Linked DNA regions of Homo sapiens: regions 1 and 3 are each linked to region 2. Evidence: chromatin loops called from intact Hi-C (ENCODE). Cell type or tissue: CD14-positive monocyte. All regions are shown on one strand.

Region 1 (8,000 bases), 130 kb before region 2:
TCATATTAGATACCCAGTTTCCTCACTTTTTATTTTTAAATGTAGCATGCTTTATTATTGTAAGTAAATAAAATGAGAGGTAAGTAAAATATATAACTCCCACCCTAGTTTCACTGCCCAAGGATGTCACTTTTTTAATAGTTTGGTGTCCTTTTTATGTATATACAAAGATTTGTTGGATTTATTAAAAGTGGAAACTTATACTGTGCACAACAGTCTTCAGTTTCTCACTTACCAGTATATTCTAAACATCTGTCCCCTCCGTCCCGTTAGTCCACACAGATCTACCTGATGTCATATTTGCTCTTTTCTGATTTTATTGCGTTTCTTTAGAAACGGGTCTCTACTGTCCATGCTGGAGTGCAGTGGTGCAGTCATGGCTCGCTGCAGCCTCAAACTCCTGGGCTCAGGCAATCCTCCCACCTTAGCCTGCCCTGAGTACCTGGGATTATAGGCGAGTGTCACCATGCCCAGCTAATTTTTAAATTTTTTATAGAGACGGGGCCTTGCTGTGTTGGCCGGCTGGTCTTGAACTCCTGGGCTGAAGTGATCCACCCACCCTGGCCTCCCAAAGTGCTGAGATTACAGGCATGAGCCACCTCGCCCAGCCACATTTGGTCTTTTAATTTTGTATTACTTATTAATAAATATGAAACTTAATAGAATAACTAGCAGCTCCATTTTTGTCTGTTTTGCGTATTAGATTTCTGCTTAAGATTACTTGTGAAGAAAAGAATTTGAGAACATTACATTATGGGAGAGGTCCTAACCATTATTTAGTGCAGAATATTGTCCCTAATTTTAGATTTGCCTCTCCCTGCCTTCTTTCCTTTTTTTTCACAAAGATCTGGTAAAGCCCTGCTTGTGCCAGTCGCTAGTAAGTTTGGAGGTTTTATAGAGATGAGTAAAAAAGCCTTAAGTTCAGGACCAGGTGCGGTGGCTCACGCCTGTAATCCCAGCACTTTGGGAGGCTGAGGCTAGCGGATCTTGAGGTCAGGAGTTCGAGACCAGCCTGGCCAACATGGTGAAAACCGGTCTCTTCTAAAAAAAAAAAGAAAAAATGCACACACACACACACACACCCCGAGTGTGGTGGTGTGGTGGCGCGAGCCTGTAGTCCCAGCTACTCAGGAGGCTGAGGCATGAGAATCACTTGAGCCCGGGAGGTAGAGGTTGCAGTGAGCCGAGATCGCACCAGTGCACTCCAGCCTGGCAACAGAGCGAGACTCCGTCTCAAAAAAAAAAAGCCTTAAGTTCTTGCCTTCGGGGAACTCAATTTGAGTGTGAGAGACCGGCAGGGGACGCTTACTGTGGTGTGACCAGTAATGATGAGAAACAGCAGTACTCAGGCTCACTGTGAGGGATACCCAGGGCACACTAGAGAAAACTTACCAGAGGGAAGAGAGGATGGGTTTTGAAGAATGTGTAGGAGTGGATCAGGTCATGGGAGGGGCAGCATAGGCCTGTTCAGATTGAACTGAAATTGGGCTCTTTGTCACTGACAGCTGGTTCTTGTTTGTCCTCCCCATTTACATAGAGTGAGTCTGCTGTCCTTTCCAAAGCTTATCAAATGTTTATACATAGTTGTCATGTTCCCCCTACATTTCTTCCTGAGGCCGAGGATGATATGTGATATGGGGGAGATAATTTTGGATAAGAGGTAAGCAGGGTGGAGAAAGAAAATTCAGTTTAGATAAAGATTTAATTCATGACTTAAGCTGAGACACTTACTATGTGGTGTGTCATTATCTTGCTGGGATTTAGTTTTCACCTTCCTGTGTTTCTTTTATTTTTAAAAATGTCTTTACTTTTTGGGATGGGGTCTCACTGTGTTGCCCAGGCTCTCTGCAGCCTCAGACTCCAGGCTTGTGATCTCCCACCTCACTTTCCCGAGTAGCTGGAACTACAGGTGCCTGCTACCATTCCTGGCTAATTTTTAAATTTTTATTTATTTATTTATTTATTTATTTATTTATAGAGAAGGGGTTTCCCTACATTGCCCAGGCTGATCTTGAACTCCTGGGCTCCAGTGCTCCTCCCATCTTGGCCTCCAAAAGTGCTGGGATTATAGGCGTGAGCCACCATGCCCAGCCTATGCTTATTTTATTTTATTTGTGAATGAATGAATGAATAACAGGGTCTCACTCTGTCACTCAGGCTGGTGGGTGCAGTGGTGTGATCTTGGCTCACTACAGCCTCAAACTCTTGGGCTCAGGTGTCCTTCTACTTCAGCCTCCCAAGTAACTGGGACCACAGGCATGTGCCACCATACCCGGCTTTTTCTGTATTTTTCTGTAGAGGCAAGGTTTCACCATGTTGCTGGTCTTGAACTCCTGGGCTCAAGTGATCCACCTGCCTTGGCCTCCCAGAGTGCTAGGATTACAGGCAGGAGCCACCGCATCTGGCCCTGTGTTCCTTTTAAATGACTGTGTATAGCACCTAGGTAACCTTTTAGATGTCTAAGATATTAAACAGTTAACTAGTCTCCTTAGCTAAATCTCTTCTCATTAGGCTTAAGTTTTAGTCTTACTACTACATAGGTTTTGTTTTTAACTCAAGTTCAATACAGAAGAGTCTCTTTCTTGATGTGATCTGTCCAAGAGTCACGTCTGTCCTTTCCATTTCTTTTCCTGCAACAGTGCTTCCTTCTCATTGAGAACTCACCCATCACTGTAGGGTTCTCATTAACTTCTGAAGTACTGTGTTCCACAGTGAAGTAAACTCATTTTAGTTTGTCAGATGAGACTTGTTCTTAGCTTAGTTGGGGAGGAAAATGTGAGAAGTTTGCAGGTCCAGACACAGTACATAAATGGAAAGCATGGAAGAGTTTCTTGGAAAATCAACTAGGTTGCCTACTAAGTAGTTCAGCAGTGTTCTGCATTAAAATGGCATTATGCCTCGTGGTTCCCCACCAGAGGTCAACTCAGCCACAGCTTTGAAATTTTCCACTGCTCTTTGCTTTGAAGGTTTCCACTTAGCAAGGGCCAAAGTTTTTTCAACTGGCACTAGGCTGTTGCATGAGCTTTTATCAGTCTCTAATCTAGGATTCAGCTTCCTTATTTATAAAAATGGATTGTCTCTCAAATCTCTTTTTGTAATAGTGGTTGATTTCGGTTTTTAATGCTTATTTTGTTTTATTGAATTAAATAGAAAAGACTGATATATTGTTTGGCAAAATCCTGGGTTTTGTTTGATTGTTTACTTTGGTGGCGTTTGTCCGGACATCCTGATTACAGATGCTCCTGAATTTAGGATGGGGCTATGTCCCAATAAACCCATTGTTTGACTTACAGTATTTATAATTTATGATGGTTTTATCTGGGTTTAACCCTATCATAAGTCGAGGAGCCTGCTGAATGTGTATCACTTTTTTTTTTTTTTTTTTCTCGAGATGAAGTCTTGCTCTGTCACCCAGGCTGGAGTGCAGTGGTGCAATCTCGGCTCACTGCAGCCTCCGCCTCCCGGGTTCAAGCAATTCTCCTGCCTCAGTCTCCCGAGTAGCTGGGACTACAGGCACACATCACCACACCCGCCTAATTTTTGTATTTTTAGTAGAGACCAGGTTTCACCATATTGGCCAGGCTGGTCTCGAACTCCTGACTTTGTGATCCGCCCGCCTCGGCCTCCCAAAGTGCTGGGATTATAGGTGTGAGCCACCACGCCCGGCCGAACGTGTATCACTTTTGCACCATTGTGAAGTCATAGGTTTGACCCATCGTAAGATGGGGTGATTCTGAATAACCAAAATACGGAAGCAGCCCAGGTAACTGTCAGCTGATGAATGGATAAACAGCATGTGCAATGTCTATTCAATGAGATATTGTTCAGCAGTAAAACTGATGAAAGTACTGTTACATGCTTTGCGAATGAACCTAGAAACATGCTCAGTGAAAGAAGCCAGTTACAAGGGCTACCTATTATTGTATGATACTATTTAAAATCTGTTTTTTAAAAAAACGAGGTTAAATAAGCCTATTCCCAAAACACCTTCAAATTTAAAAAAAGTTTTAATGAGGTCAGATGAGCTATTGGATGCTCAGATTTTATAATTCATAGGAAATAGTAAAAAGCAGGACTGCCCATGACTGTTTTCTTCCATACTGTGTGCACTACATGTGAATGTCCACTAGAGGACAGCAAAGCCCATTGGTAGTCATTCCCTGCCAGTTCTCAAGCACTTTTAAAGAACCGAACCTGAAATTCTTACATTGATATTCCATTGAAAAGATTTGGGTTATCCTCTCAAGAAGAGAATCTGCAGTAGTGTCTGTCAGCTCTCTTTTTATCAGGGGAGAAGACAGCAAGGCAGCTGTGATTGTGGACCTCAGTTTACTGAGGAGCTCTGCAAAAGTAAGGAAGGAGATTGCTGTTTTTCAAAGCAGATGTTGAAATATCTACAACAGAGTCAGTCAGTTTCCAGTTGAACTTTAGCAGCTTCTTAAATGTAGATTTTTGTATGTGTGTTTATATTACTTATCCTTGTTATTCATAAATTTATACACACAAGGCTCCCTGTGATTCTCTGTTTCTATAGGAAAGAGAAAAAGCAGCCCTGTTCCCCTCATCCCTCTCCCCAGTCTGTTTAGTACCCCACTTCGGAACAGAATCAACTATCTTTGTTCCTTGGCACCTGTATTTTAAAGCCCATGACCTTCCAGGATAACTGGCTGTTTTCCTTTAGGAGATTCATTACTTCACAAGGACTTCTTTGCTTCGGGCAGGGCATTGAAATCCAGCTGTGGTATTGGATTGGTGGTGTTGTGGTAGGTTATTGATTATCTTTTAAATCGGAGTTTTATTAGCTGTCTAAAATTGTTGCATTATAGCATTTACAGCATACAGGTGATCCTATTTTTAAATTATACTGAGTTGTTAGGTGGATTTCCCTAGAAGATGCTTGTCCCCAGTCATCCACCCACTCCACTGCATCTCTGTGTGACCTTTGGCAAGTTTTTTTCCCCCTTTGGAGCCTTTTATAAGAATAAATGGTTTAGATTAGTGAAGTTCTAGGAGGCAAGTGTCCTCAGAATTCTCTCATACTGTCCCCTGTTCCTAGTTCTCTCTCAGTGTCTTTGGTCAGTGTAGTAATGCTGGCCTGGTTTGGTCTCTGTTTAGGTTGCATCTGCACTGGAGAAATGGAAGACAGCAATCCGGGAAGCTCAGACTTTCTCCAGGATGCACGTGCTGCTTGGGATGCTTGATGCCTGTATCAAGTGGGATATGTCCGCAGAAAATGCTAGGTGCAAAGTTTGTCGAAAGAAAGGTATATTTAAATCAAATTTGCTTATGTGGGTATATTAGGGAGTAGGATTTCTATTCCCAAGATCTTCATTTCTACCCAAAAGAATTTTGTGTACACAGAATATAAGTGTGGTATAGATTTTACTCTCCTGCAGGTCTGTAACATGCCAGTCTTTGAAATGTCGTGCCAGGGAATCAGAGCAGGCCCTTTGTTCCTCGGTTTAGAGCATAACATAAAAGCAATTGATCTCTTCAATCTTCTGATTTTTTACAGAAAACAAAATTAGTTAATCCTTGTAACTATTTTAGTTAGTTTAGTTTTAAATCCTTTGATTGGCTCAGAACTTTAGTCATCTGTGAAGTAAGATATGTGCTTTCAGCAGGAGGCAGTCCGGGTACAGAGGGTGGCATGCAGTCTCATATGTGCAAAAGGAACTTCATGGTTAGAAGCCCCTTGCTGATTGGCTTTTCAGTGGCTAGAGTTATTTTCTGAGTTAGGTTAGAGATGAAAAGATCTACGTAAAATCATTCAGTTGCTGTAAAGCGTTCAATCGCTCTAGAATGAAGGTTGGAAGGAGAGATTACCATATTAAGTTGACTCAGCACAACACTTTTTCAAATGTAAGAAACCACATGGTTTAAGGGAACCCATCAGGGGCCGGGCGCGGTGGCTCACGCCTGTAATCCCAGCACTTTGGGAGGCTGAAGCAGGAGAATCACTTGAACCCGGGAGGCGGAGGTTGCAGTGAGCCGAGATCGCGCCACTGCACTCCAGCCTGGGTGACAGAGCAAGACTCTGTCTCCAAAAAAAAAAAAGAGAGAGAGAGAACACTCATCAGGCATAAGTTGAGAAACGTTTGGGGAGGTCGAAAAAGCAGCAAAATTTCCTACTCTCACTTGGGTTTTTTGTGCCTCTTAGTAATTGTTAACTGTTCTGTCATAGCCATGGGTAAGTTTTGGGATATAAATTAGGAGACCTGATTCCCAAATTATCTGTAATCTAAGTTATGCTTCATTTCTTTTTAGAAAATGCCTGCATTTACAAAGCAACAACTGGGTAGCATTCTATGGAACATGTCTCCTCGTGTGCCTTGAATTGTAGGGTGATTGCCTCTTCCTTACAGCTCATTGACTGCTGCTGTGCTCCCAACAATGCTATTCACATTTATCTCTCTGCAGGTGAGGATGACAAATTGATCTTGTGTGATGAGTGTAATAAAGCCTTCCACCTGTTTTGTCTGAGGCCGGCCCTCTATGAAGTACCAGATGGTGAGTGGCAGTGCCCAGCTTGCCAGCCCGCTACTGCCAGGCGCAACTCCCGTGGCAGGTGAGAATCTTTTCTTTTAAAAATAATTGAATGAATAAATATGAATAGCTGTTATAATTAAGCTTGAGTTATTCAAACAGAATGAATCTAAGGAGCTTTAAGTTCATCTTTTGGGTACAGAGCCTGATCATTTACAGTACTTCAATAGGAGCTCAAAGGACTCTGAGCTAATTTTAGCTGAATGTTGACATTTCTAGTTTTCACTGCCAGCCACATTCTCTGTCTTCTTGATCATACCTTCTTCTCAAGTAATGAAATCTCTCTCTCTGCCTTTAGCCTCCTGTTGCCCACTTCCTGTGTCTTCATGATTACTTCTGCTATCACCCACTGCTAAAAATCTCACACTCATTACCTTCCTTACCGATACATAATGTTTTCTTCCCTATCATGAGTAGAACTTGGGTGTCAACTTGGAAATGAACATCTCTCCCTCATCCTACAAACCCATTAATTTGCCATGATATCAATCCAATGCCCAGATGTTTGATGATCCAGTTTCTTGCTCTCCATTCTCCGTGGTCTCCGCTATCATTTGTCCCTTCTACATCTGTCACCTGGGCTCCTTTGGTGGCTTCTCAACTCCTCTTTCTTATATCACGTCTTCTCCCCTCTTATCCACCCAACTATTGCAACACCAGAATGCTGTACACAAAGCAAAGATCTGCTCACATTCCTGATCACAAACTTCTAGTCTTCCCATTGCCTCTAGAATAACATCCCAATTCCTGGCCTCACTTCTGAGACTCTTACACAATACCAGCTTGGGTTTTTATTAGCTTTAGATCCCATATTTGTGTACTTGTTACAGACCGTTTGTTGTTCATCCTTGCCTCTTGTGCCTTTCTCCCAGCTGGGAACATTCTCTGCCCAGAATTCCCAGTGGGTAAACTGCCCATGGCTTCGCTAAAATTTCACTGCGCTTTTGAAAAGTGCTTGCATCCTTAGGCTTCATGGTTTCTCCTCTGTGTTCAGCTGAACCTCCATTCTCTGAAGTAGTATTTTGGTGCATGGATCTTGTCTCTGGTTTTATACATGTCTGTCTCCCATGAGATTATGAATGCCCTGAGAGTAGAGGTGGTGCTTTGTTTTTTTACTTGAATCTCAATAAGGCCAAATACCGGGCCTTGTAAAGAGGAGACACCTTGTACTTGCCAAGATAATACTGTTGTTTTCCACACTGAAATTTGGGGTTGTAAAATGTGCAGCTTATAGGTACTCTGGCTTGGGCTTCTTTTTTGAGACGGAGTTTCGCTCTTGTTGCCCAGGCTGGAGTACGATGGCGCGATCTCGGCTCACTGTAACTTCCACCTCCCAGGTTCAAGCGATTCTGCTGCCTCAGCCTCCCGAGTAGCTAGGACTACAAGCATGCGCCACCACACCCAGCTCATTTTGTATTTTTAGTAGAGATGGGGTTTCTCCATGTTGGTCAGGC
Region 2 (8,000 bases):
ATAAATCTTCTCTCTGCATTTTGGGTGCCGGCCCTTTGGCTCAGAGGTTCAAGAGCTTTGCGGAAGCATCACACAAAGGGGACATAGGAGTCCCTAGCTTTCGTCTTAAAAAAACTAATTCAGGCCGGAAGCAGCGGCTCATGCTTGTAATCCCAGCTACTGGGGAGGCTGAGGTGGGAGGCTCACTTGGGTCCAGGAGTCTGAGACCAGCCTGGGCAACATAGAGTCCCCCATATCTACAAAAATATTAAAAATTAGCCGGGCATGGTGGATCGCGCCTGTAAATCCCTTATTTGGGAGGCTGAGGCAGGAGAATCACGAGCCCAGGAGGTGGAGGCTGCAGTGAGCTATGATCGCACCACTGCACTCCAGCCTGGGCAACTGAGCAAGACCCCGTTTCAAAAACAAAAAACAAAAATCCACTTCAAACAAAGCATTTCCAACCCCATTAAGTGCTTTTTGAAAATGAGGCCTCTCTCTTCCCAACAGAGTGCGATGACATGGATCCTGAGGACAAACCGCCCCAGGGCGTACCTAGCACCGAAGCATCAGGCGCCACTAGGTCTCCAGCTCCTTCTCGGATGACGTCCTTCAGCACGCCCCGGTCCCCCGAGATGTCCAGCATCCTCTGACTTAACCGCTCGTACAGGGACTGATGGAGAATGAAAGCCAGGCCTCAGAGCCGCAGACCCACCCGGCCACCCCTCAGCGTCTACGCCCCCGAAACGTCTGGGCCCTCACCTGGCCGGGGGCGTCGTCCCCTTCCAGGACTCCCTGGTTTAACGCGCTTCCCCCCATGTCCTAGCTGCCCTCCCTGTGGCGTGAGCCTTCGGCCTGGTGCGCCCCGCTGCCCTCCCTGGCTGTGACTCTGGTGGGGTTCCGAAGGCCCCTTTATGCCCGGCAGACCCCTACCGACGGCGGCATTCCATTCTGGGGCCACGAGGAGGCACTCATCGTTTCGTTCCAACCGCCGCCAACGGCCCTGGCCCTCGCGAGCTCTGGAACTACAGAGGCCACGCGGTGAGGTGCGAGGTATGATCCGTAATGGGAGCGCACGAAACATGATGGGACACGTAACGGGACCACGCAGGGCACGTTGGGTACGTGCAGGGGCGCGAGGTGGCGGCACGTAATGGGAGCGCGCAGAGCATGATGGGGCACGCGCGGTAGCGCGAGGCGGGGCATGTAACCATAGCGTGCGGGTCATGATGAGGCACGGACGTGGGGGGTTAGGTGGGGCACGTAATTGGAGCTCGCGGGGCAGGATGGGGCATCTAACTGGAGCGACAGAGAGCACGATGGGGCACTTACAGGGGCCGGAGGCTGGGTACGTAACGAGAGCGAGCGGGAAATGATGGGGCACCTAACGAGCACGCAGAGCATGATGGGGCACGGGTGCGAGGTGGGGCGCACAGTGGGAGCGCGTGGGGCATGATGAGACACATGGCGAGGCCATCAGGGCACAGGGGAAGCACTTTTGGAACACGTGAGTGACAGGGCTGCCGCCCTTGAAGGAGCCCTCGGAGTGGCTGCGTGGTGGGGCACGTGGGGCAGGTTCAGGAAAAAGGATGCAGCATGTGATTGCAGGGCAACCTGGTGAGGACACGAGAGCCACCTGCCACCAGCAGGGTTCAGGGCTCCCAGCTGTGGGTTACTTCCACCTTCTTTCACTTTCTCTCTTCCATTGTGTTCTAGAGAATTTAGGCCCAGACAAGACACTGATTGATTGATTGATTGATTGATTGACAGAGGCTCGTTCTGAGCCCAGGCTGGAGTTCAGTGATGGATCTCAGCTCACTGCAGCCGCCACTCCCTGGGCTCAAGAGATCCTCTTGCCTCAGCCTCCCGAGTAGCTGGGATTACAGAACTGCACCACCAGGCCCAGCTAATTTATTTTTTAGTTTTTAATTTGCTGGAAAGATGGTTTGTAGCTTTGTTGCTAGGCTGGTCTTGAACTCCTGGCTTCAAGTGATCCTCCAGTCTTGGCCTCCCAAAGTGCTGGGATTATAGGCGTAAGCTACAGCCAACTTTCAATACTGCCCCATTGGGGGTTAAGTTTCCAACACATGAAATTAGGAGGATACATTCAAACCACAGCAGTATATTATGACCATAATATTCATTAACTGTATAACAGGACAGGCGCGGTGGCTCACACCTGTAATCCCAGCACTTTGGGAGGCCAAAGCCGGTGGATCGCTCCAGGTCAGGAGTTTGAGACCAGCCTGCCCCACATGATGAAACCCCATCTCTACTAAAATTACAAAGAATTAGCCGGGCATGGTGGCAGGCGCCTGTAACCCCAGCTACTTGGGAGGCTGAGGCAGGAGAATCACTTGAACCCGGGAGGCGGAGGTTGCAATGAGCCAGATTGCGCCACTGCACTCCAGCCTGGGTAACAAGAGCAAAACTCTGTCTCAGAAAACAAACAAAACCTGTATAACAGAGTGTCATTGAATTTCTAAACGTTGAAAGACTTCACATTAAAAAAAAAACTCACAATTCAATATTATTGAGTGAAAGTAACCAGACACAAAAGAGTACATTCTATATGATGCTGTTTATGTGAAATTCAAAAACAGTCCACATGACAACATGGTAATAAGGACAGTGGCTGTCCTTGTTAGGAGTTATGACTGGGAGGAGGCAGGAGGGAGCTTTCTGGAATCACTCTACATCTTGTTCTTGAGAGTGGGTGTATATACATCAAGTGTTTATCAAGCTGTGTGGTTAAGATTTGCACACTTGTATATGTTATACCTTGATTTAAAAAATCTAAGTAAATAAGGATACCTTTGAATATCTTAAAAAAAAAAAAAAAAGAGGCCAGGCTTGGTGGCTCACACCTATAATCCCAGCACTTTGGGAGGCTGAGGTAGGAGGATTGCTTGAGGCCGGGAGTTCAAAACCAGCCCAGGCAACAAAGCGAGACCCCTGTCTCTACTAAAATAAATAAAACAATAAAATGAAAAAAAATAGAGAGATTGAATCATCATCTGCCAGTTTGTATTAGAAAAAAAGAGAGAGAGAGGGAAGGCTGGGTGCAGTAAGGCTCACGCCTGTAATCCCAGCACTTTGGGAGGCCAAGGTGGGAGGATTGCTTGAGCCCAGAAGTTGAAGACCAGCCTGGGCAACAAAGCAAGACCCGGTATCTAAAAAAATTTTTTAAATATTAGCTTGGCATGGTGGCATGCACCTGTAGTCCCAGCTACTCAGGCAGCTGAGGTAGGAGGATGGCTTGAGCCTAGGAGTTGGAGGCTACAGTGAGCTATGACCACGCCACTGCACTCCAGCCTGGGCAACAGAGCAACAAGCTGTCTTTCCCCACCCCCCAGCCCCCCCGCCCAAAAAAAGGAGAGTAAGAGCAAGAGTTTGAGATTCAGAAAGAACTGTTTCCCAGCACCTATCTGCTCCTGTTGGGGTCATGAGGTGTGGACGGTGTACCCAGTCCCTCTGTTTCTGCCCCTCCTCCACAGTGGCCAAGGCCAGCACCTGAATGTTATCAGAGCAGGCCCAACAAAGGCTGCCTCCCCAGTCCCGTGATGTAACCCAGTTTCCACCTGATTCTGGTGACCTTGGGGACACAGGGGTGTTGCTGGGAAAGGGGAGGAGAGAAGGGGCAGAGACCAGGCAGTGGTGCAGGCGTCCAGCTGCATTTCCCACTTCTGACTCTGTGCCTGCTGTTCCCTGCTGGGAAGAAGGAAAGCCAGTGATGCTGGCTTGAGGCTGTAGTGGGAGGCCCAGCGGATTGTGAGAAGCCAGGTATTCCAATGTCGGGCTCCCCCGGGGGCTGCTGGTGCTGCTTCTGTCTCATTGACAAGCTTTCATAGGGGAGCAGGTGGGAGATCAGGGTAGAGGCCTTGTAGGTTCCAGGCTCTCTAGAATTACCTGGGAGTGTCACCTATAAGTGTAGAGTTCTGGGTCTCACTGGAGACCCCCTGAAGAAGATCCTTTGAAGGTGGGCCTCTAGAATCTCTATTACACCTATGCTTTCAACAGTTTCCCGAAAGTTTGGGAACTGATCTAGAAGGTGGGGAGCTTGCCTAGGTTTTGCTGTTCAGTTCTAGGTCCGGATGCATGCTGGGGCTGGACCTTGCATTATTAGTGTCACTGCAAATGACCCTGCAGATGGCCCCTTTCATGCTTGTCTCCAAATTTGAGTAAAAAATGTAGACACACACACACACACACACACACACACACACACACACATATCTTCAAGGGACCAGTTTTTTTCACTGCAGTCTTTTGTTTTACAGCTGCGGAAACTGGGGCCCAAGGTCATGTGGGTTAGGACTGGGATCCAGGACTCAAAGTGTTTCCTCTAAAATTCTGGTGCTCCTTAGGGTTGAGGGTGGTGGATGAGTGCTGGACAGGGGGAGGGGAGGGGACAGGACTGAGGTCGGATGCCTGTGTTTCAGCCCGGGCAGTGAGTGTGGATGGCTTGGCAGGTGAGCCTGCCAGAGCTGGAGGACCGGCTTCAGTGTCCCATCTGCCTGGAGGTCTTCAAGGAGCCCCTGATGCTGCAGTGTGGCCACTCTTACTGCAAGGGCTGCCTGGTTTCCCTGTCCTGCCACCTGGATGCCGAGCTGCGCTGCCCCGTGTGCCGGCAGGCGGTGGACGGCAGCAGCTCCCTGCCCAACGTCTCCCTGGCCAGGGTGATCGAAGCCCTGAGGCTCCCTGGGGACCCGGAGCCCAAGGTCTGCGTGCACCACCGGAACCCGCTCAGCCTTTTCTGCGAGAAGGACCAGGAGCTCATCTGTGGCCTCTGCGGTCTGCTGGGCTCCCACCAACACCACCCGGTCACGCCCGTCTCCACCGTCTACAGCCGCATGAAGGTGGGGAGTGAGGGTGCAGGGGCGGCTGGAGAGGCCCGCGGGGACCAGATCCTGTGCTCTCTGGTGCCATCACCTGGCACCAAAAGGATCCAGCTATCCTCGATTTCCCTGCAGCTGTGCCCTGGCGCATTCATTCCTTAGCGTTTGAGCTGCAGCTCAACCCAGGTGCCGGGGATTGAAGCCACACGAACAGGATGGGAGCTCCCTGGTGTCACGTGCTCACCCCTTCCTGTTTTTTTATTTGCAGTTCTGGTTTGTTCCTTTTTCTTTTCTTCCTTCTCCTTCCCTCTTCCCTCTTCCCTCTTCCTCTCCCTCTCCCTCTCTCCTTTCTTTTTTTTCTTTCTTTTTGGAGACAGCGTCTCACTCTGTTGCCCAGGCTGGAGTGCAGTGGTGTGATCATGGCTCACTGCAGCCTCCAACTCCTAGGCTGAAGCAATCCTCCCACCTCAGCCTCCCGAGCAGCTGGGGCTACAGGTGCACACCACCATGCCCAGCTCATTTTTCATATTTTGTAGAAATGGGGTCTTGTTATGTTGCCCAGGCTGGTGTTGAACTCCTTGGCCTCCAATGATCCTCCTGCCTGGGCCTCCCAAAGTGCTGGAATTATAGGCATGCACCACTGCCCTAGGCCCCTTGTTTGTGTCTGGACACTCCCCTGTTTGCACTCTATGGTGCATGAGGGTGGGGACTTCATTTTGTCCCCTGGTGTATTTCAGTGCCTGGAGCCATGCCTGGCACATTGTAAATGTCCAAAATGCTGAATCAGTGAATTCCTGCCTTTATAGGCCATCACCAAACCTAGCAGATCATTCTTTAAGACGAGTAATAATAATACCTGGCTGGCTGTTATATATATAAAACACCTGTTATAAAACACGTGACTGGGTGGCTTATGCCTATAATAACAGCACTTTGGGAGGCCGAGGTGGGTGGATCACTTGAGTCCAGGAGTTTGAGACCAGCCTGGGCAACATAGTGAGACCCTGCCTCTACAAAAGTTTCAAAATTAGCCTTGTTGGCCAGGCACAGTGGCCACTCCTGTAATCCCAGCATAAGGCTGGAGGGAACATCGGTGGGGGTGAGATAGGGCCAGCGAGGTAAGCTGCGGCTGGGGCATGGAGAGGCCAGTGTGACCCGGGAAGGGATTTGGAGTTTATTCACAGGATGAGGGAGCAAGGCGGAGGCTGGAGGGTTTTAAGCCAGTGATGAAATGCTCAGATCTCTCTGGCAGAGGGGAGCTTTGAGGGTGAGGCAAAAGGACAGTGAGAGATGAAGGTGCCAGGACCTAAGTCGATGGGAACTGGGACAAAGGCCTGGGGCAGACCAAAGACAAATTTCAAACAGAAAAAAACCCTGACAACTGTGTGTGGCAAGGAGGGTGAGGGACGGGAAGGTTGACTCCAGCTCTGTGATTCCCCCTTGCACAGAGGAAATGATCGCAGGGGAGGATCCGGCGTGGGCAGGTGGAGCCGGAGGTGCCTGGATATGTGCAGTCGGGTCGAGGGGTGTGCAGACCAGGACAGCGGTGGGGCTCAGGGCGAGAGGTGTGGAGGGTCCTTCCTCCTGGTGGTCACTGAAGTCCCCTTTGGTGGAGAAGACCAACCCAGGAGAGTCTACATAGTGATAAGGGAAGACACTGATGATGACCCCAAGGGGTACCAGGCTTAAAATCTGGATTGAGAGAGAGCCCTGAAAAAAGGGATAGAAAGAATCCTCAGAGCGGGAACACCAGCTGAGTGTGGCCTCCCGGAAATCAGAGAGACAGAGACTGAAGGAGATCACGTGTGTGAAATGTCTCTGAGGACTGAAAAGTGTTAGATGTAGCAGTAAGAACTGATTATCTTGGCAAGAGCAGGTTTAGGGGAGTATGGAAGGTGGAAGCTGACTGCAGGTGAGGAAGCCGAGTTTATGTTTTATTAGTTAATGGGAAGGAGGGAGGGAAACAGGCTGGGAGCTTATCTGTCCTTTGTGGTTAGGATCCAGCAGCCCAGCTTGGGTCCCTGTTTTAGATTTGGGCTTAATTTTGTTGTTGTTGTTGTTGAGACAGAGTCTCGCTCTGTCGCCCAGGCTGGAGCGCAGTGGTGCGATCTCGGCTCACTGCAAGCTCCGCCTCCCGGGTTCACGCCATTCTCCTGCCTCAGCCTCCCAAGTAGCTGGGACTACAGGCGCCCACCACCATGCCCGGCTAATTTTTTGTATTTTTAGTAGAGGCGGGGTTTCACCGTGTTAGCCAGGATGGTCTCGATCTCCTGACCTCGTGATCCACCCGCGTCAGCCTCCCAAAGAGTTGGGATTCCAGGTGTGAGCCACTGTACCCGGCCAGATTTGGGGTTTGATGATCCCGAGGCTCTTCTCTGTTGCAACACAGAATACAACTAAATTGCACTCCTTTATTGCCCTCTTTTAGGTGTTCCCGTTGCCTCCTGTTTATTGAGATTTTGAGATGCTCGATTGATGGGTGCATTGATTTGCATAACTTAGTTCCTCTCACGGGGAAGGAATGAGTCCCGTCTGTCTGCCTGGGGAGAGTGACATTGGAATGTCGTTCTTGGGCCGCTGTGAAATATTCTGATGCCTCGTTCTCCAGAGCAAGGACTCTGTCCGTTTATGCCAGCAAGTGCTTGATTCTTTACGCAACTCCCTTCCTGAAAGCCCCTTGCAGCTCTCTGGTGCTTGGGCACGATCCAAGCCAAAAATTCTGTATATTGCATGGGTACAAACCGACGGGGGCTCTGGTCAAATCGTGCAGTAGATGGTGGTCCAGGGGTCCCGGTTGGCACCCCCAAGGCTAGGTCAGGTTTGGGGCCCGGGCAGTCCAGGAGAAGTGCATTTATGTCAGCTTGGGGAGGTCGCAAATCCGTGCTGTGTCCAAGCCCACCAGGAATGGATTCAGGTGTTTATGGGTGTGGGGATTCACCAGGTTTAACCCAGGCCCGTGTGAGCACCACTGGCCCTAGAATTAGCCTCACCTGGCGCCGGCCTTTTTGTGATGGCTCCTGATTAAATACCCACTAATTCTGGATCTGCTGGTGACCACAGAGTTCACCTGATGGGTCCCCTACAGGCAGCATTCAATCCAGGAAGTGCCAGCATCACATGGTGACTTCTGGTAGCTGTAACGTTTAGTGACTCTCTCCATGTCATGCAGAGGGGTGACATTGA
Region 3 (8,000 bases), 97 kb before region 2:
CAAGGTCGCACCACTACACTCCAGTCTGGGCGACGGAGTGAGACTCTGCCTCAAAAAAAAAAAAAAAAAGACAGCGAGTATATTTATCACCCCAAAAGTTTTCTTGTGCCCTCCCTCCCTTCCTTGCATCTATAGTCAGGCAGCCAATCACTGCACTACATTTTGTCATGACAGATTAGTTTGCATTTGTTATATAGAATATAATGTTATGATTTTATGTCACTGTTTTTTTTTTTGAGACAGAGTCTTGCTCTGTCACCCAGGATGGAGTGCAGTAGCGCGATCTCGGCTCACTATAACCTCTGCCTGATTTTATGTCACTTTTTAATAGGGGACATTAAGTGAGCACTTACTCCATGCCAGGCAATGGCCCTTTTGTGCCTCTGCAGCACACAGCACAGACTAGACTGGGTTCGGGGGACACAAGATGAGCCAAATTTGGGACCGGGCATAGTGGCTCATGCCTGAATCCCAGTGCTTTGGGAGGCCAAGGTGGGAGGATCACTTGAGGCCAGGAGTTTGAGACTAGCCTGGGCAACATAGTGAGACCCTATCTCTCTATATATATTTTTTAAATTAGCAGGGCATGGTGGCACATGCCTGGAGTCCCAGCTACTCGGGAGGCTGAGGCGGTAGGATGGCTTGGGCCCAGGAGGTTGAGGCTACTGTGAACTATGATCGCGCCACTGCACTCCAGCCTGGGCATGGAGCAAGACCCCATCTCTCTCAAAAACAAAAAAAGATTCAGCTCCTGCCCTAGGGTGGCTCAAGATCAGCTGGAGTGACAGACAGAGCAGTGACCACTCTGGTGTCAGCTGATGCCCATGATTAGAGAGAGAAGCTGTGGGGGCTGGAGTCAGCAAAAACAATGCAGGAGCTGAATCTCAAAACCCAGTGGGAGCCAGGTAGAAGAGAGGGAAGGGTGTTGTTGACAGAGGGACCAGCCTCTGCAAAAGCACTGGCGAGAAACAGGAAGTAGCCCACTTCATGCTGCGGGTCTGGAAAGCCAGGATCTTCCCTCGGGCAATGAGGAGCCTTAGAAGGTTTTTCTTGTTTGTTTTATTTTGTTTTGTTTTTGGTTTTTTAGACGGAGTCTCGCTCTGTTGCCCAGGCTGGAGTGCAATAGCGCGATCTCGGCTCACTGCAATGGCACGATCTTAGCTCACTGCAACCTCTGCCTCCTGGGTTCAAGTGATTCTCCTGCCTCAGACTCCGGAGTAGCTGGGATTGCGCCACCATGCCCGGCTAATTTTTGTATTTTTAGTAGAGATGGAGTTTCACCATGTTGGTCAGGCTGGTCTCGAACTCCTGACCTCGTGATCCGCCGGCCTCTGTCTCCCAAAGTGCTGGGATTTCAGGCATGAGCCACCACGCCTGGCGGAGCCACAGGTTTTAAGGGAGGGAGTCCTTAATAGGGGCTGCACAGAGTGCTGTGGGGGCAAATGGCAAGCATGGGTTCTGCAGGGAGCAGGTGGGGACCAGAAGAGAGGACAGAAGAGGACACAAGCCCAGTGGCTCACAGCTGTAGTCCCAGCTACTCGGGAGGCTGAGGCGGGAGGATCGCTTGAACCGGGAGGTAGAGGCTGCAGTGAGCTGTGATTGTACCACTGCACTCCAGCCTGGGAGACAGAGCGAGACCTCATCTCTTAAAAAAAAATTTAAATTAAAAATAAAAATGAAAAAGAGAAGTGGACAAGCGCCGGAGCCCTGGAGGCCTCTGAGGCCGTGATCGCAGCGTCGGCCAAGGGCAGTCCCGCTCTCTGCGCTGCTCGGGGAGCCCCGGCCACGGGACAGGCCCGGAGGCGCCGCCGCTGCTGAAAGCCGCTTTTGTGCGGCCCAGCGAGCTCCTGTTTCGTTGACGTTGGACTCTGCTGCTTATTTATCCAACTCGGAGGGAAATTCTGCAGCGGCGAGGGGGAAAAAATAACCTCAGCTGCCGCCGGGCGACCAGGAAAGAGGCCCCAGCGTCCCCCACCCCCACCCTCCTTCCCGCCGGCCTGTCCGGCCCACAGAGGGGCCAGGGAACCTGGAAGGACCCGGGGTCCCAGCTCCCTGCAGCCTGGGCCTCAGACGGCGCAGGCGCAGAGCCCTGCCCCAGCCCCGGGCCGGGCCGGGAGCCCACCTTCTCGGAGGCTGTGCTGGTCCCAGGGGGGTCCCCAGGGAATGTCACCTGACTCCTGGGCCAGCCCCTGAGGCCAGCAAGCTGCACTGTGCCCGGCCCCTGCCTGGGGGAGGCTCTGGGAGAGATGGTCCCCAAGGTGTTCTGGGGACTTTCTTGACCCTGCTTGGCTGGCCCAGCCGCAGGCGGGCCACTGCAGCCAACGCAGGACCCTGGCTCCCGGCCCACCCGCCTCTCCAGGTATGAGGGGCAAAGCCCAGCACGGCGGGGCAGGTGGGGCTGTGACCTTCAGCCTCCGCAGACCACGTCCTCTCTCAGCCTGGGGCATGTGTGCAGGATAGGAGTGGGCCTCCCCGCCCCCCACTGGCACAGCCTCTTCCTCCCTACTGTCTCCCTTCAGTCCCCCCAGGTAGCAGTCAGTCCCTGGTCCAAGGGGCAGGTAGCACTTGGCCCAGCCCCTCACCTTGCCCCAGTGATGTGTGCCGGGGCGGGGACAAGGGTACCTGTCTCCACTACCCTTGCTCTGGCAGGACGTCTTTAGGGTGGGGGGTGCCACTCCCTGCCCCCAGCCCTACACTAAGTTTTTCCCAGCCTCCTATGAGTGCTTAGTGGCCCCACCTGGTCACAGCAGGAGCTTTATTTTGAGACAGGGTCTCACTCTGTCGCCCAGGCTGGAGTTCAGAGGCGCGATCTTGGCTCACAGCAACCTCTGTCTCCTGGACTCACAAACCATCCTCCCACCTCAGCCTCCCAAGTAGCTGGGACCACAGGCTCAAGCTACCACATCCAGCTAATTTTTGTATTAAATATTTTTTGTAGAAATGGGGTTTTGCCATGTGGCCCAAGCTGGTCTCAAACTCCTGGGCTCAAGCAATCCTCCTGCCTTGGCCTCCCAAAGTGCTGGGATTACAGATGTGAGCCCCTGTGCCCAGCCCAGCAGGAACTTTAAAAGAGCTGCACCTGGGCCAGGCGTGGTGGCTCACACCTGTAATCCCAGCACTCTGAGAGGCCGAGGCGCATGGATCACGAGGTCAGGAGTAGGAGATCAGCCTAGTGAAACCCCCATCTCTACTAAAAATACAAAAATTAGCTGGGTATGGTGGCGTGCGCCTGTAATCCCAGCTACTCAGGAGGCTGAGGCAGGAGAATCGCTTGAACCTGGGAGACAGAGGTTGCAGTTAGCCAAGATCACGCCAGTGCACTCCAGACTGAGTGACAGAGCAAGACTCCATCTCAAAAAAAAAAAAAAAAAAAAAAATCTGCAACTGGCCAGGTGCGGTGGCTCAAGTCTGTAATCTCAGCACTTTGGGAGACTGAGGTGGGTGGATCGCTTGAGGTTAGGAGTTAGAGACCAGCTTGGCCATCATGGGGGAACCCTGTCTCCACTAAAAATACAAAAATTAGCCAAGTCTGTTGGTGCACACCTGTAGTCCCAGCTACTTGGGAGGCTGAGACAGGATAATTGCTTGAACTGGGGAGGTGGAGGATGCAGTGAGCGGAGATTGCACCACTGCACTCCAGCCTGGGCGACAGAGCAAGACTCCGTCTCAAAAAAAAAAAAGAAGAAGAAGAGTTGCACCCTATCTCCAGGTCACCCGGGGACCCCTGCTTGACTTGTAAGCAGCAGCCCTTGGTCCTCCTTACACCAGCACATGGCAGATCCAGCCTCCCGGGGGTTCCCCACGGCACATCCCACACCCAGTCTTTAACTGTACTCCAGTCCCACTGACTGCGGGCAGGACCCAAAGTCTGCCGTTCACTCCTCAAGAGGCCCCTGCACCTGGTATGCCCGAGCTGTACCTAACCTAGTTCGAGCTAACTCAGTCCTAGGACTTGACTTGGTCATCACCCCCTCCAGGGCATACCCACCTAACCTGCCTTGTCATCTCCCACCCCGTTGTCCCCCAGGCTGGGTCCAATTCATTGCCGTGCCCTCAGCACTGTGCTAAGTACGTATCTGTTGAATGAAGTCCTCTAGAAATGAGAGTTGGACACCCCAAGGAGGAGACACTCACCTGGGTCCTCGATCTGCTAACTTCATGGCCATTTGGGGTTCTGTTGTCCCCCCACTGTATTATCCTGGAGCTCCGGGCCTCCTCCTCCCTCTATTCCTCTTTGTCCCTTCTCCTGCCTGCCATGTGCCATGATCTGTGGAACCAGGGCCTGGGTGTGGGCCTGGGGGTGGGGCCAGGCCTGCAAGGAGGCCCCTGACATCCCCGCAGAAACAGGTGCTTTTTTTTCTTTTTTCAGACAGGGTCTCACTCTGTTGCCCAGGCTGGAGTGCGGTGGTGCAATCATGGCTCACTGCAGTCTCGATCTCCCAGGTTCAAATGATCCTCCCACCTCAGCCTCCCAAGTAGCTGAGACTACAGAGCCCGAGCCCACCACCACGCCTGGCTAAGTGTTTTTGTTGTTTTTTTTTTTTTTTTGAGATGGAGTCTTGCTCTGTCGCCCAGGCTGGAGTGCAGTGGTGCCATCTCTTCTCACTGCAACCTCCACCTCCCGGGTTCAAGTGATTCTCGCACCTCAGCCTTCGGAGTAGCTGGGACTACAGGCGTGTGCCACGAGGCCTGGCTAATTTTTGTATTTTTTAGTAGAGATGGGGTTTCATCATGTTGGCCAGGCTGGTCTCGAAATGCTGACCTCAAGAGATCTGCCCGCCTTGGTCTCCCAAAGTGCTGGTATTACAGGCATGAACCACCGTGCCCGGCCCTGGATAATTTTTTATTTTTTGTAGAGATGGTGTCTTGAGACGTTGCCTAGGCTGGTCTCGAACTCCTGGCCTCAATGTATCCTCCTGCCTCGGCCTCCCAGAGTGCCAGGATTATATGCATGAGCTGCCACACCCAGCCCCTTTTCAGTCAATTCTTTTTTTTTTTTTGGCTGGAGTGCAGTGGCACAATCTCAGTTCACTGCAGACTCTGCCTCCCGGGTTCAAGTGATTCTCCAGCCTCAGCATCCTGAGTAGCTGCTACTATAAGCGCCCACCACCATGCCTGGCTAATTTTTAATTTTTTCTAGAGATAGTGTCTTGAGATGTTGCCTAGGCTGGTCTTGAACTTCTGGCTTCATGTGATCCTCCTGCCTCGGTCTCCCAACATGCTGGGATTACAGGCATGAGCTATAATACCCGGCCCCTTTTCAGTCAGTTCTATCACCATTTCCTTGGGCACCCATGCAAGGAAAAACCTCAGGTGCTACTTTGGGGTTCAGGCCCTGGGAAGCAATGTCACAGAAGGGCTGAGTCAGCTTGTAGAGTCAGATGCCCAGATTCAAATCATGCCCCACGATTGTGTCACGTCAGATAATTTTTTTTTTTTTTTTTTGAGACAGGATCTCACTCTGTCACCCAGGCTGGAGTGCAGTGGTGTGATCTCGGTTCACTGCAACCTCCACCTCCTGGATTCAAGCGACTCTCGTGCCTCAGCCTCCCGAGTAGCTGGGATTACAGGTGACTGCCACTACGCCTGGCTAATTTCTGTAGTTTTAGTAGAGACAGGGTTTCAACCATGTTAGCCAGGCTGGTCTCAAACTTCTGACTTCAGATAATCCACCTGCCTCAGCTTCCTAAAGTGCTGGGATTACAGGCGTGAGCCACTGCGCCCAGCATGTTAGACAATTTTTAATTCATCCTCTTTGTGCTGTTGTTTTCTCAGCTGTGAAAGGAATATTCTGGTGGGGACAAGGTTATAGAGTTGCTGAGAGGGTCTCATGACATGAAGGTACTGGCCTTGGCACAGTGCCTGGTGGGGCGGGGACTCCGCACATGCCTGTGAGGTCACAGTTACTGTCAGTTCACAGCGAACCTTCCCTCCTTTTCCTGTTGACTTTCCCACACTCCTGTAACCGTCCCTCCCTCCCTTCTTCCTCTCTGTCTCTCTCACTCACACACACGCACACAAACACACACACACACACACACGCACACACACACACACACACACTCCATTCACTGTCTCCATGACTCTGGAGTAAACTAATGTCTCGAGTTGCCATTGGAAGCCCCATCATCCTCATTTTGTTTTGTTTTGTTTGTTTGAGACGGGGTCTCACTCTGTCCCCCAGGCTGGAGTGCAGTGGTGCGATCTCAGCCCACTGCAGCCTCTGCCTCCTAGGTTCAAGCGATTCTCCTGCCTCAGCCTCCTGAGTAGCTGTGATCATAGGTGCCCGCCACCACACCCGACTAATTTTTGTGTTTTTTAGTAGAGACAGGGTTTCACTATGTTGGCCAGGCTGGTCTCGAACTCCTGACCTCAGGTGATCCGCCCACCTTGGCCTCCCAAAGTGCTGGGATTACAGGAGTGAGCCACCACGCCCAGCCTCCATTGTCCTCATTTAGACTTTCATGGGTTGTAGGCACTTTTGACTTCCTGGGGTCCTTCTTCCGTTAAAAAAAAAAAAATTAGAAAATTAGGCCACGTGCGGTGGCACATGCCTGTAATCCCAGCACTTTATGAGGCCAAAGTGGGAGGATCACCTGAGGTCGGGAGTTCAAGACCAGCCTGACCAATGTGGAGAAACCCTGTCTCTACTAAAAATAGAAAATTATTTGGGTGTGGTGGTGCATGCCTGTAATCCCAGCTACTCAGGAGGCTGAGGCAGGAGAATCTCTTGAACCCGGGAGGTGGAGGTTGCGGTCAGCCGAGATCGTGCCACTGCACTCCAGCCTAGGCAACAAGAGTGAAACTCCGTCTCAAAAAAAAAATTAAAAATTATATTCGGGCCGGGCTTGGTGGCTCAATCCTATAATACCAGCACCTTAGGAGGCCAAGGCAGGAGGATCACTTGAGGCCAGGAGTTCAAGACCGGCCTGGGCAACATAATGAGAACCCATCTTTACCAAAAAAAAAAAAATTAAATTAAAAATTAGCCAGGCACGGTGACTTCTGCCTGAGGTCACATTCAAGAAGCTGATGTGGGAGGATCGCTTGAGCCCAGGAATTGGAGGCTGCAGTGAGCTAAGATCGTACCACTGCACTTCAGCCTGGGCGTCAGAGTGAGACCCTGTTTCTAAAATAATAATAATTTTAAAAAATGATATTTATGGTTACATTGGGAAAAGATGAATCTATTAATATACATGAAGACATTTTTGGCCTAAAAGTTATATATATTTTTTCCTTCTGATTTTAAAAGAAATGGGGCCAGGCATGATAGCTCATACCTGTAATCCCAGCACTTTGGGAGGCCCAGGTAGGTGGATCACCTGAGGTCAGGAGTTCGAGACCAGCCTGGCCAACATGGTGAAACCCTGTCTCTACTAAAAAATATAAAAATTAGCCGGGCGTGGTGGTGGGCACCTGTAATCCCAGCTATTCAGAGGCTGAGGCAGGAGAATTGCTTGAACTTGGGAGGTGGAGGTTGCAGTGAGCTGAGGCCGCACCATTGCACTTCAGCCTGGGCAGCAGAGCGAGACTCTGTCTGAAAGAAAGAGAGAGAGAGAGAGGAAGAGGAAGAAGGAAGAGGAGGAGGAGGAGGAGGAGGGAGGGAAGGAGGAAGGAAGGAAGGAAGGGAAAGAAAGAGAAGAAAAGAAGGAAGGAAGAAAGAGAGAGAGAGACAGGGAGGGAGGAAGGAAGGAAGGAAAGAAAGGAAGGAAGGAAGGAAGAAGAAAGAGCAAGCCAGCCTTTGGGGGCCCCTGAGCACGTGGTGGGCTCTGGGCATGGTGTCCCCTGTGCCTGCTGGGTAGGCAGCCCTGGCTGCCTGGTGGAGCCTCATTCCCTCTGCACAGAGGTTTGCTTCCCCCAAGTGGGCGGACACACTGACTGGAGTTTCTGTCTTGTTTGGAATTCCCTTCCTTCTTCCCTGCACCTGGGTAAAGAATGCTTCCTCCTATAAAAGTGGGAGGTTTGGCCCACGAGAGCCCTGCAGTCCTTCCCACATC

Evidence for each region. Peaks named below come from ENCODE experiments on the same cell type or tissue, not always from the same donor. Only the 100,000 strongest peaks of a DNase experiment are listed, where the experiment ranks them.
Region 1: a loop joins it to region 2, with 14 times the contacts of the local background. A loop is called at or near these places in 33 of 110 quality-filtered maps.
Region 3: it touches region 2 in a loop (5-fold over the local background); 13 of 110 quality-filtered maps call a loop at or near these places.

The regions. Positions count from the first base shown.
Region 1 is chr7:73,448,110-73,456,109 of GRCh38, reverse strand. It overlaps BAZ1B (bromodomain adjacent to zinc finger domain 1B), which reads left to right. Exons shown (of 20, transcript NM_032408.4): 14 at 5,116-5,263; 15 at 6,421-6,568. Among named protein-coding and RNA genes, the nearest start is that of FZD9, 18 kb to the right of the region's middle. In CD14-positive monocyte, CTCF peaks have their summits at 3,940 and 4,144 (motif pointing right); a DNase peak (open chromatin) is centred at 4,129.
Region 2 is chr7:73,321,227-73,329,226 of GRCh38, reverse strand. It overlaps TRIM50 (tripartite motif containing 50), which reads left to right and starts at 1,145. Exons shown (of 7, transcript NM_178125.3): 1 at 1,145-1,327; 2 at 4,422-4,838. The coding sequence starts at 4,440. FKBP6 (FKBP prolyl isomerase family member 6 (inactive)) reads right to left here and starts at 1,066. Exons shown (of 9, transcript NM_003602.5): 1 at 742-1,066; 2 at 535-652. The coding sequence starts at 798. In CD14-positive monocyte, CTCF peaks have their summits at 4,674 and 4,941 (motif pointing left); a DNase peak (open chromatin) is centred at 5,016; H3K4me3 peaks cover 1,098 bases; H3K27ac peaks cover 1,018 bases.
Region 3 is chr7:73,418,183-73,426,182 of GRCh38, reverse strand. No RefSeq gene overlaps it. Among named protein-coding and RNA genes, the nearest start is that of FZD9, 12 kb to the left of the region's middle. RefSeq lists a silencer at 2,015-2,174. In CD14-positive monocyte, no CTCF peak of the experiment used is centred here; no DNase peak of the experiment used is centred here; H3K4me3 peaks cover 428 bases; H3K27me3 peaks cover 2,241 bases.